Linked DNA regions of Homo sapiens: regions 2 and 3 are each linked to region 1. A link is an interaction called in ENCODE POLR2A ChIA-PET data of the cell type or tissue named here. Cell type or tissue: B cell. All regions are shown on one strand. Region 1 has its middle 4.6 kb from the start of SLC25A20. Region 2 overlaps PRKAR2A (protein kinase cAMP-dependent type II regulatory subunit alpha). Region 3 overlaps ARIH2 (ariadne RBR E3 ubiquitin protein ligase 2).

Region 1 (4,000 bases):
TGAGCCACCACACCTGGCCATGTTTCTTTTTTTTATTGTTTTTTATTTTTGTAGAGACAGGATCTCACACTCCCATCCAGTCTAGAGGACAGTGACATTTTATTTTTTATCCTTTTTGTTTTTTAAAAATTAATGTTTTCTGGGCTTGGCGCGGTGGCTCACGCCTGTAATCCCAGCACTTTGGGAGGCTGAGGCAGGCAGATCACAAGGTCAGGAGTTCAAGAGCAGCCTGGCCAACATGGTGAAACCCTGTCTCTACTAAAAATACAAAAATTAGCCTGGCGTAGTGGCACCCGTCTGTAATCCCAGCTACTCGCCAGACTGAGGCAGGAGAATTGCTTGAACCCGGCAGGCGGAGGTTGCGGTGAGCCGAGATCTGGCCATTGCACTCCAGCCTGGGAAAAAGGAGCAAGACGTCGTCTCAAAAAAAAAAAAATTTAATGTGTTTTTCAAATAAGAAAGTGGAGGAGGCTGGGCACAGTGGCTCACGCCTGTAATCCCAGCACTTTGGGAGGCTGAGGTGGGCGGATCAGGAGGTCAAGAGTTGGAGACCAGCCTGGCCGACATGATGAAACCCGTCTCTACTACAAATACAAAAAGTAGCTGGGCGTGGTGGCGAACGCCTGTAATCCCAGCTACTTGGGAGGCTGAGGCAGGAGAATCCTGTGAACCCGGGAGGCAGAGGTTGCAGTGAGCCCAGATGTCGCCATTGCACTCCAGCCTGGGTGACAGGGCGAGAGTCTGTCTCAAAAAAAAAAAAAAAAAAAAGAAAAGAAAAAGAAAAAGAAAGTGAAAGCTTGGCCAGGTGCAGTGGCTCATGCCTGTAATCCCAGCACTCTGGGAGGCAGACATGGGTAGATCATGAGGTCAGGAGATCGAGACCATCCTGGCTAACATGGTGAAACCTTGTCTCTATTAAAAATACAAAAAATTAGCTGGGCGTGGTGGCAGGCACCTGTAGTCCCAGCTACTCAGGAGGCTGAGGCAGAAGAATTGCTTGAACCCGGGAGGTGGAGGTTGCAGTGAGCCGCGATCGCGCCACTGCACTCCAGCCTGGGCTACAGAGCAAGACTGTCTCAAAAAATAAAAATAAAGAAGAAAGTGGAGGCTGGGCACGGTGGCTCATGCCTGTAATCCTAGCACTTTGGAAGGCTGAGGCAGTTGGATCACTTGAGGCCAGGAGTTTGAGACCAGCCTGGCCAAGATAGTGAAACCCTATTTCTACAAAATACAAAAATTAGCCGGATTTGGTGGTGCATGCCTGTAGTCCCAGCTACTCAGGAGGCTGAGGCAGGAGAATCGCTTGAACCCAGGAACTGGAGGTTGCAGTGAGCCAAGATCACACCACTGCACTCAGCCTGGGTGTTGGAGTGAGATTCTAAGGAAAAAAAAAGTTGCCAGGTGCGGTGGCTCACGCAGAGGTTGCAGTGAGCCGAGATCACGCCACTGCACTCCAGCCTGGGCAACAGAGCCAGACTCCGTCTCAAAAAAAAAAAAAAAAAAAAAGCCAATTTTTTTTTTTTTTAAAGATGTGGGGGGGTCTTGCCATGTTTCCCAGACTGGTCTTTAACTTGAGAATTGCTCAAGCAATTCTCCTATCTTAGGATCCCAAAGTGCTGGAATTACAGGCCTGAGCCACCATGCCCTTCCCACATATAGCAAACTTTAACATCAATGATCGTAAAGATAACTACAGGTTTCAGATTTCACAAATTTATTTGCTTGCCATGTTTTCTTTCTTGGTTTTGCTTTTTGCTTTTTAATTTTTATGTGTTTTTTTTTTCACCTTGGCCTCCCAATGAGCTGGGATTACAGGTGTGAGTGACCATGCCCAGCCATGTATAGCAAACTTCCTACTTTTTTTGTTTTGTTTTGTTTTGTTTTTGAGACGGAGTCTTGCTCTGTCCCCCAGGCTGGAGTGCAGTGGCACGATCTGGGCTCACTGCAAGCTCCGCCTCCCGGGTTCACACCATTCTCCCACCTCAGCCTCCCGAGTAGCTGAGACTACAGACGCCCACCACCATGCCCGGCTAATTTTGTTTTTGTATTTTTAGTAGAGACGGGGTTTCACCATGTTAGCCAGGATGTTCTCGATCTCCTGACCTTGTGATCCGCCCACCTTGGCCTCCCAAAGTGCTGGGATTACAGGCATGAGCCAACTTCCCACGTGTCTGTTTGCATAGTTGAGTGATACTGTTTCATCCTCCTGCTTGGATGCTAGTTTGGCTGAGTATGAGGATCAATTTTTTTTTTTTTTTTTTGAGACAGAATCTCTCTCTGTCACCCAGGCGGGAGTACAGTGGCAAGATCTTGGCCCACTGCAACCTCTGCCTCCTGGGTTCAAGCAATTCTCATACCTCACCTCCCAAGTAGCTGGGACTACAGGTGCCTGCCATCACACCTGACTAATTTTTATATCTTTTTTTTTTTTTTTCAGAGATGGAGTCTTGATGTTGTTGCCTGGGCTGGAGTGCAATGGCACGATCTTGGCTCACTGCAACCTCCACCTCCCGGGTTGTAGAAATTCTCCTGCCTCAGCCTCCCGAGTAGCTAAGATAACAGGTGCCTACCACCACGCTCAGCTAATTTTTGTATTTTTAACAGAGATGGGGTTTCACCATGATGGCCAGGCTGGTCTTGAACGCCTGACCTCAGGTGATCCACCCGCCTCAGCCTCCCAAAGTGCTGGGATTACAGATGTGAGCCACTGCACCTGGCCAACCCTGTCTCTACTAAAAATACAAAAATCAGCCAGGTGTGGTGGCGGGTGCCTGTAATCCCAGCTACTCATGAGGCTGAGGCAAGAGAATCGCTTGTACCCTGGAGGTGGAGGTTGCAGTGAACCAATATCACACCATTGCATTCCAGCCTGGGCCACAGAGCAAGACTCCGCCTCAAAAAAAAAAAGTATATATATATAATGTGTTCTGATTCTTTTTTTCTTTTTGAGACAGAGTCTCACTCTGTCAGCGATCCCTGCTCACTGCAATTTCTGCCTCCTGGGTTCAAGCAATTCTCCTGCCTCAGTCTCCCTTGTAGCCAAGATTACAGGCACCCACGACCACACCAGATAATTTTTTTTGTATTTTTAGTAGAGATGGGGTTTCACCATGTTGGTCAGGCTGGTCTTGAACTCCCGACCTCAAATGATCTGCCTCTCTCGACCTCACAAATTTCTGGGATTATAGGCATGAGCCATGGTGCCTGGCCCTGATGATGATGATGATGATTATTGAGACAGAGTCTTGCTCTGTGGCCAGGCTGGAGTGCAGTGGTGCCATCTCAGCTCACTGCCACCTCCCACTCCCTGGTTCAAGTGATTCTGTTGCCTCAGCCTCCCTAGTATTGGGATTACAGGCACATGCCACCATGCCCAGCTAATTTTTGTATTTTTAGTAGAGATGGGGTTTCATTATGTTGGCCAGGATGGTCTTGATCTCCCGACCTCACGATCCACTCACCTTGGCCTCCCAAAGTGCTGGGATTACAGGTGTGAGCCACTGCGCCTGGCCCCTCATTCGAATGAGAATGCTTGATTGCCTATTTTTTCCTGTGTGAAGGCATTTATGAATCCCTTTCTAAAAATTTGCTCCAATGCATATAGTTGTTTTTTTGTGGTTTTTTTTTTTTTGAGACGGAGTTTTGCTCTGTCACCCAGGGTGGAGTGCAATGGCGTGGTCTCGGCTCACTGCAACTTCTGCCTCCTGGGTTCAAACGATTCTCCTGCCTCAGCCTCCTGAGCAGTTGGGATTATAGGTACATGCCAGCACGCCTAGCTAATTTTTGTATTTTTAGTAGAGAGAGCATTTCACCATGGTGGCCAGGCTGGTCTCGAACTTTGACCTCATGATCCGCCTGCCTGGGCTTCCCAAAATGTTGGGATTACAGGTGTGAGCCACTGTGCCCGGCCCATAATTCTTTTTTTTTCTTTTCTTTTTTTTTTTTTTTTGAGACGGAGTCTCACTCTGTTGCCCAGGCTGGAGTGCAGTGGCGCGATCTC
Region 2 (4,000 bases), 140 kb after region 1:
ATTCTCCTGTCTCAGCGTCCCAAGAAGCTGGGATTACAGGCGCCCACCACCATGCCTGGCTAATTTTTGTATTTTTAGTAGAGATGTGGTTTCACCATATTGGCCAGGCTGGTCTTGAACTCCTGACCTCAAGCGATCCGTCTGCCTCGGCCTCCCAAAGTTCTGGGATTACAGGCGTGAGCCACTGCGCCCAGCCCATTATTATACTTTCTGACAAAATGTATATATGTATAGTCCTGACAGCCTGAGGTGGAAGAAAGGTAGTTAACTTAGATACAAATAACTGCTTGCCCATTTAGGAATCTAAGACTAAGCAATTAACATTCTCACATGTATCTCCCTGCACATGTGTACACATATCTGAGAAGTGCCTGGTTTGGTTAACTGTCTTCTGATCAGAATCCATTACTTACTAAGCCAGGCACAGTGTTGTGTACCTGTAGTCCCAGCTACTTGGGAGGCTGAGGTGGGGAGATCACTTGACCCCAGGAGTTCAAAGCCAGCCTGGACAACATTGGGGGACCCTATCTCAAAATAAAACAGAAGGAATCCATGACTTGCTAGAGTCAAGGTATCTTTCATATGCCTGCCTTCCATCTTGCGTATTCCTCCCGTGTCTCTCCATTAACTTAAATCCTACCTCTCTTTCAGGTCCTAGACATTTTTGCTGCAAAATAATCTTTGATCACTCCTGCCTACTGTGATCTCCCCTTCTTACCTTGAAATTTATGTGGCACTTGTCTTCTGTAGTTTCATCAAGCACATTTCATATGCTCATATGCTGTCTTGAACTGTAGACTTTTTATTTTTATTTTATTTTTTTTTGAGACACAGTTTCAACTTATGTCACCCAGGCTGGAGTGCAGTGGCGCAATCTCAGCTCACTGCAACCTTAGCCTCCTGAGCTCAAGTGATTCTCCAGCCTCAGCCTCCCAACTAGCTGGGACTAGACAAACGCCACCATGCCCAGCTAATTTTTGTATTTTCTGTAGAGATGGGGTTTCACCATGTTGCACAGCCTGGTCTTGAACTCCTGAGCTCAAGTGATCTGTCTGACTCAGCCTCCCAGAATGCTGGGATTACAGGTGTGAGCCACTGCACCTGTCCTTGAAATGTAGACTTTTTATTCCTATGTATTTTGTTGTTGTTGTTGTTGTTGTTGATATTGTTGTTTTTGGGACATAGTGTCACTCTGCTGCCCAGGCTGGAATGCAGTGGTACAATCACAACTCACTGCAGCTTTGACCTCTCAGGCTCTGGTGAGCCTTTCACCTCAGCCACCCAAGTACAGACAAGTGCCACCATGCCCAGCTAACTTTTTTTGTGTATTTTTTCGTAGAGAGCGTGTTTCACCATGTTGCCTAGGCTGGTCTCATACTCCTGGGCTCAAGCAATTTGCCCACCTTAGCCTCCCAAAATGCTAGGAGTACAGGCAGTGAGCCACTGCATTCAGCCAACCTTCATATTTTGATATTTTATATTATCTCCCCATTAAGATTGTAAACTTTTTTAGGGTAAGAACAATCTAATTGTTCTTTTTTTAGGCAAGAACAATCTAATTGTTTTGGATTTTTTAAGTTTTTTTAAATCCTGGATTCTAAGGATTAAATGATTGTTTTATTCTCTCTTTTGGTGAGGTGTCTCTTTTTTTTTTTTTTTTTTTTTTTTGAAATGAGGGTCTCACTCTGTCACCCAGGCTGGAGTGCAGTGACATGATCTCGGCTCACTAGAGGTGTCTTTTTTGATATTGAACAGTGACAGTGAGCTCATAAATGTTTAGGTGTTTTCTGTTTTGGGTTCTATTTATGACCCATAGGTGGCACCTATTGAGTGCTAGATAGCAAGCAACAGCATGTGGGCATCTGGCTGGCTCAGGCTATAGGTCCTTTACTTCCAGTGATGACTCAAGATTGAAGTATCATTAAACACTTAATTAACACAGTAACTTACATATTCCTCTAATATTTGCTTTGGCCAGTTAATTAAACCATAGATGTTCCTGTATATAGGCATTTACTAGAATTTTCATATTCTTTCTTGTAGGACCGGGTGACTTTTAGAAGAATCATAGTGAAAAATAATGCAAAGAAGAGGAAGATGTTTGAATCATTTATTGAGTCTGTGCCCCTCCTTAAATCACTAGAGGTAAAGTGGCTTGAATAAGAATCTGTTCATGGGGATCAGGAAAAGCTTTTAAAACTATTCTGTTGTTAGGTTTTCAAATCATACTATTCTAATCCTATTTCTGTGCTGCATAGCTATTGTGACTTTCAATTAAGGTCTTTTCCTTTTATTTGTGAATTTGTTGTTTCAGGTGTCAGAACGAATGAAGATTGTGGATGTAATAGGAGAGAAGATCTATAAGGATGGAGAACGCATAATCACTCAGGTGAGTGAGGGCTTTACGCAGCTCCTTTCCTGGAAGTCACCCCTGAAGAACTAGTACATCATTTATCTCAAAAACTTCTTGCCGGACGCAGTGGCTCACGCCTGTAATCCCAACACTTCGGGAGGCTGAGGCAGGTGGATCACTTGAGGCCAGGAGTTCAAGACCAGCCTGGCCAACATGGTAAAACTCCATCTCTACTAAAAATACAAAAATTAGCTGGGTGTGGTGGCCCATGCCTGTAATCCCAGCTACTTGGGAGGCTGAGGCGGGAGAATTGCTGGAACCCAGGAGGCAAAGGTTTCAGTGAGTCGAGATTGCGCCACTGCCTCCAGCCTGGGCAACAGAGCAAGACTCCATTTCAAAAAAAAACCAAAAAACCTTCTATGTTCTCCCACTGTTGGGAGCTCTTATTACCAGGTAATAGATCATACTTCAGAGGACTATTATGTAGTCCTCTGAAGCTTATTGACGTCCGTCTTACTGACACGTGCAGATCTCTTGCTTCCTCTCACCTTTCCTTGGCTTCTAGTGTTTGTTCTTTTGATGTCATTTTCTTTTGACCTTAAGTAAGTTTCATCCATTGCTATTAGAACCTGGGGAAGGTTAAAGAGTTCTGTCCTCTAACTTTCTATATTTGACACAAAGGCATCCTTTTGGCTAATCTAACACAAATCAGAGTTCACAGTCTTCAGTGATTAACCAAATTTGTAAGATGTAAAGATTACTAAACAGTGGGCTAGATCATTGTAATGAGTACTGTCTGATAATTTTCTTTGTCCGCTGTGTTTGTATTTTTAATTAAACATAAATAGTATTGGACTTTTCCAGGTATAAGCTTATCTGCCTATGGTTCTGGCTCAAGAGCACGGAGAAGATACATGGTTGGTCTAGGTTGGGTGATATGCTTATCCTAGAACCCAGTACTGAGACTACGAGGAGGAAAGGCTCAGATTGGTCAGGTGTGGGTCCTGTGGGTGGAGTTGGCCCCACTAGAACACAAGGACTAATCAGACTTACCATAAAAGGGGAGAAAAAAGCTCCCTTGGAAGAGATAAAGGACTAACAAAAATATGATGTCTACTCTGAGTCACATCTCTAAATGTATTTGTTTTCTAGGAGCCGTTACTATTAATAATTCTTTTAATTAGAAATTGGAATATTCTATAAACATTTATTAAGATAGGTAGGACCAGATATGATAAGCACTATAATGAAGGAGAGTATGAACGACAGTGAGAACATAGAAATGGAAGTAATACATATGGTTTCATTGAGGAAATGCCATTTGAGATGGGCTTAAAAAACAAGTGCAATTTCAATGTTTGGGATCAGGGAAAGGTCCTTCAGAGCAAGAAAACAATATTAGCAAAGGCCAGTGGTGTGAGCTGTGTTTCAGAGCAGGTATCCTGGTATGGTAAGAATGTAGTGCTGAGATTCAGAAATGGGAGATGTTAACTGGCCACATTTGCTTCTGAACCTAAGGTGCTTTAAGTAACATTCAAAGGACCTTCAAGTCATCCTGAAGGTTCTAGGCCTGTCTCATACTGGGTTTTCAGGAAGTATGTCAGGAGATGTGAGAAGTCAATAGTGTTTTCTTCATGGTCTGTGCTC
Region 3 (4,000 bases), 62 kb before region 1:
TATATTTAGTTTTCTCGTTTTGCTGAGGACTGGGGAAAACTTTGTCACTGTTTGTATGGATGTATTTGAAAATCACTAGTTCTGATGATAAAAACCCCAATCAGGCTCAGAAGAAAATACTCAGTTTACTTGAGTACATGAAAAGGCAGAGTCAAAGATAAACACTTCATGCCAGCTTTTTATAAGTTTTGTGGCAGACTCACCCACGCCCACGCCGTCCTTGACGAGAACTGAGCAGTGCTGCTCCCAGCAGCTGCGGCAAAACTGGTGCTGACAGGCCAGAGAGAGTAGGTTTTCCTTTCGCACAAACTGCATACACACTGCACAGTGGTGAGGGGGATGGGATGTGGGAACCTGGAGAGAAACAGAGCCACATGAGCCAAAGAGGAGTCAGGTCCAGAAGGCCATAAGGGTACCTCATGCAGCCGGGTGCATGGAAAGTGATCCTCACCCTGCAACAAGTATCAGAGCTCAACTGCAATGTGTGGACTCTGAGTCCCAAGGGTACTAAGCTAAAAGTATATACCAGGAAGGCTTCCTGAAGGAGGTGGCAGCTGGGCTGGGCTTGCAAAATCACCAGGATTCAGAGGCAGAAACAAGGCTGAAATGAGAACTTACAGTGGTTTATAATGGCAGACTGAAAAACTCAGGGTTTCAGAATTGCCAAGGTCCTTAGAAGTCACTTAGTCCAAATTCTTTTAGAAGCTATCAGGTTTCTTTTGTAGACTACCCCTGTTAAGCACAGCAGAGTTGCCCCTCACAACTACTAGAAACCTAGTCACAAAGGTTATTAGAGGATGAGTTTATAAATCTTCTAACAGCCAACACTGTAGTTTTACTTGTCAAGGACAGTGGTTTCACTATATCGACGTACCCAAACCACAAAATACTACAGCCTTTACCAAGTTACAACTCATCCTTAATACACCAGATGTCACATGTAATTAATATTGGCGGGGGGGATGTGGAGACACCAACTAGGGGAAGAAACTCTTCTAGAATGTGTGCAAATAACTGTATAGCATGAACTCCAGAATCCACATCATGCTACACAAACTGGCAGAGAAAGACAATCTGGGGACCTTGGCTAAAACCACAAACCAATGGAAAAGTCCACTTACAAGAACATTAGGTTCTTTTTAGTTAACTGGGAATATAAAAAAACAAGTTGAGAAAAAGAACTGGATTCTCATGTTTATCCATTTTGCTTCTGGAAACCTTTGTCTTAAGAGGCTGCAGAAATTATGTGGTGATCTGAGCCCCAATTCTGCCTTCCAAGATCTATTTTAGCATGGCCCTCATTCAAAAAATATTCGACATATGTTCGTTTAGCTCCTAGATAAACAGGAAATTGCTATGCATTGTTAAAATACAGCTTCTATGGTAGGGGTGGTAAAATGATATGAGTTAATCACTATAACACACATGTAAAAGTTTATAGATATAATTAGGTGAGTTTCCAGGGGAATGATCCAGGAGACAGGCTTTGTCAGAGGTGGCTTAGATTTTTTTTTTCTTCTGATGGAGTGTCTGTCGCCCAGGCTGGAGTGCATGCAGGGGTGCGATCTTGGCTCACTGCAACCTCCACCTCCCGGGTTCAACCAGTTCTCCTGCCTCAGCCTCCCAAGTAGCTAGGATTACAGGCATGCGCCACCAGGCCTGGCTAATTTTTGTATTTTTAGTAGAGATGGGGTTTCACCATGTTGGCCAGGCTGGTCTCAAGCTCCTGACCTCAAGTGATCCGCCCGCCTCGGCCCCCCAAAGTGCTGGGATTATGGGCGTGAGCCACCGTGCCTGGCCGGACTGGGGTCTTTAAAGGTGAATTCCCTCCCTATAAGCAAAGGTGGAGCCAGAGTCTGAACATTCTAGGAAGGGAAGGCACAAACAGAAGACATATGCAGTAATCTCAGACACACCAAAGCACCCAGAAGGAATGGAGTGCAGGCTGAAAGTGCAGAGAGGAAAGTGGGGCTGGAGAGGGCCCAAGGACAGGCAATGACTTAGTCCCTATCTATAAGGAAACTTTTCAAACCATAACAGAAGATTTAAGTCAATACTAGAACAAATATTGTGGGCATGTTGAACTATAAACAAAGCAAAGAGAGCTCCTTTTTTTTTTGAGACAGAGTCTCGCTCTGTCGCCCAGGTTGGAGTGCAGTGGCATGATCTTGGCTCACTGCAAGCTCCGCCTCCCGGGTTCACGCCTTTCTCCTGCCTTAGCCTCCCGAGTAGCTGGGACTACAGGTGCCTGCCACCACATCCGGCTAATTTTTTTTTTTTGTATTTTTAGTAGAGACAGGGTTTCACCGTGTTAGCCAGGATGGTCTCGATCTCCTGACCTCGTAATCCACCCGCCTCAGCCTCCCAAAGTGCTGGGATTACAGGCGTGAGCCACACCGCACCCAGCCAAGTAAAGATAGCTCTTAAGGACACTGCAAGCCAAAGCAAGAACCACATGCAATTAGGAGAAGCCTCATTCAAGTAATAGACACTCACATGTTTTGATGGATTAGGCTGAACTCGAGCCTCAACAAGCAGTTGAGCAGAATTGGACTTGTATCTACAAAACAAAAAGCAGAAATGAAGGCAATCAGAAGCTAAAGACATTTTTACCCCTGAACAATAACAGGACAGAGAAAGATGTTTAGAGCATCTTTGTCTCTACTTTCTCACAGAACTAAGCTTCCTTTTATCTCAGTACAAAGACTTTTTTTCTCAAGACAGAAAATGCAAAATATAAAGGAATAATAAAAAATATAAAGCCCAATAAATCATGCTACATTTAAGAACCTCAATTCATCAGAAGACACCAAAGTCAAAAGCCAAGCCATAAGCTGGAAGATAATTCAATATATAAACTTCTAGGCCAGGCGCAGTGGCTTACTCCTGCAATCCCAGCACTTTGGGAGGCCGAGGCGGGCAGATCACTTGAGGTCAGGAGTTTGAGACCAGCCTGGCCAAGATGGTGAAACCCGTCTCTACTAAAAATACAAAAATTAGCTGGGCATGGTGGCACGTGCCTATAGTCCCAGCTACTTGGGAGCCTGAGGCAAGAGAATCGTTCGAACCCGGGAGGCAGAGGTTGCAGTGAGCTGAGATTGTGCCATTGCACTCCAGCCTGCAAGACAGAGCGAGATTCTGTCTCAAAAAAAAAAAAAAATTCTATATATATGGCTGGGCGCAGTGGCTCACACCTGTAGTCTCAGCACTTTGGGAGGCCGAGGTGGGTAAATCACTTGAGGTCAGGAGTTTGAGACCAACCTGGCCAATATGGTGAAACCCTATCCGGGAGTGTTGGCTCATGCCTGTAATCCCAGCTACTTGGGAGACTGAAGCAGGAGGATCGCTTGAACCTGGGAGGTGGAGGTTGCAGTGAGCAGAGACTGCACTACTGCACTCCAGCCTGGGAGACAGAGCAAGACTCTGTCTTTAAAAAAAATAAAAATAAAAATAAAAATAAAAAAAATAACTGGCAAAGGATCAGTATTCAGAGTAAACAAAACTCCTAAAAATCCATTTGGTTCTAGGAACTGGACATGGGAGAAGGGGGAAGGATCCATTTGGAATAACAAAATAACTCAATAAAAAATGGGGAGAAGACTTAACAGGCATTTCAAAGGAGGAGGCAGCACAAATGGCCATTAAACATATGAAAAGATTCTCAACCTCCTTAATAATACAGGACCATTGAAACAATTAGATGCCATTTACATCCACCAAACTGCAAAACTTTAAGTCTTACAATATCAGGAACACCTATATACCACTGCTGAGCGTGTAAAGTGGTAAATCACTCTGGAAAACAACCTGGAATTATTTAGCAAAGACAAAACTACACGTATGCTATAGCCAATAATTCCTTTTCTATATTTAACTCCAGAAAAATTACGTGACAGTAAGAGTTACCTACAATAATTTTCCATTTATAACAGAATTATCAAGTGGCAATAAAAGTGCCACACAAAGCCCAGGTCAACATATTTCCAAGATACCAGGAATT

Evidence for each region. ChIA-PET counts read pairs that join two places held together with the same protein. Peaks named below come from ENCODE experiments on the same cell type or tissue, not always from the same donor. Only the 100,000 strongest peaks of a DNase experiment are listed, where the experiment ranks them.
Region 2: POLR2A ChIA-PET joins it to region 1 with 5 read pairs; 9 of 35 experiments call an interaction of 5 or more read pairs at or near these places.
Region 3: POLR2A ChIA-PET joins it to region 1 with 5 read pairs; 11 of 35 experiments call an interaction of 5 or more read pairs at or near these places.

Annotation. Positions count from the first base shown.
Region 1 is chr3:48,901,503-48,905,502 of GRCh38, reverse strand. No RefSeq gene overlaps it. Among named protein-coding and RNA genes, the nearest start is that of SLC25A20, 4.6 kb to the right of the region's middle. In B cell, no CTCF peak of the experiment used is centred here; DNase peaks (open chromatin) are centred at 792 and 1,802; H3K4me3 peaks cover 291 bases; H3K27ac peaks cover 378 bases.
Region 2 is chr3:48,763,393-48,767,392 of GRCh38, reverse strand. It overlaps PRKAR2A (protein kinase cAMP-dependent type II regulatory subunit alpha), which reads left to right. Exons shown (of 11, transcript NM_004157.4): 7 at 2,044-2,145; 8 at 2,315-2,389. Among named protein-coding and RNA genes, the nearest start is that of IP6K2, 48 kb to the right of the region's middle. RefSeq lists a silencer at 3,270-3,470. In B cell, no CTCF peak of the experiment used is centred here; no DNase peak of the experiment used is centred here.
Region 3 is chr3:48,963,479-48,967,478 of GRCh38, reverse strand. It overlaps ARIH2 (ariadne RBR E3 ubiquitin protein ligase 2), which reads right to left. Exons shown (of 16, transcript NM_006321.4): 5 at 2,497-2,560; 6 at 204-354. Among named protein-coding and RNA genes, the nearest start is that of P4HTM, 25 kb to the left of the region's middle. RefSeq lists an enhancer at 3,290-3,937. In B cell, no CTCF peak of the experiment used is centred here; no DNase peak of the experiment used is centred here.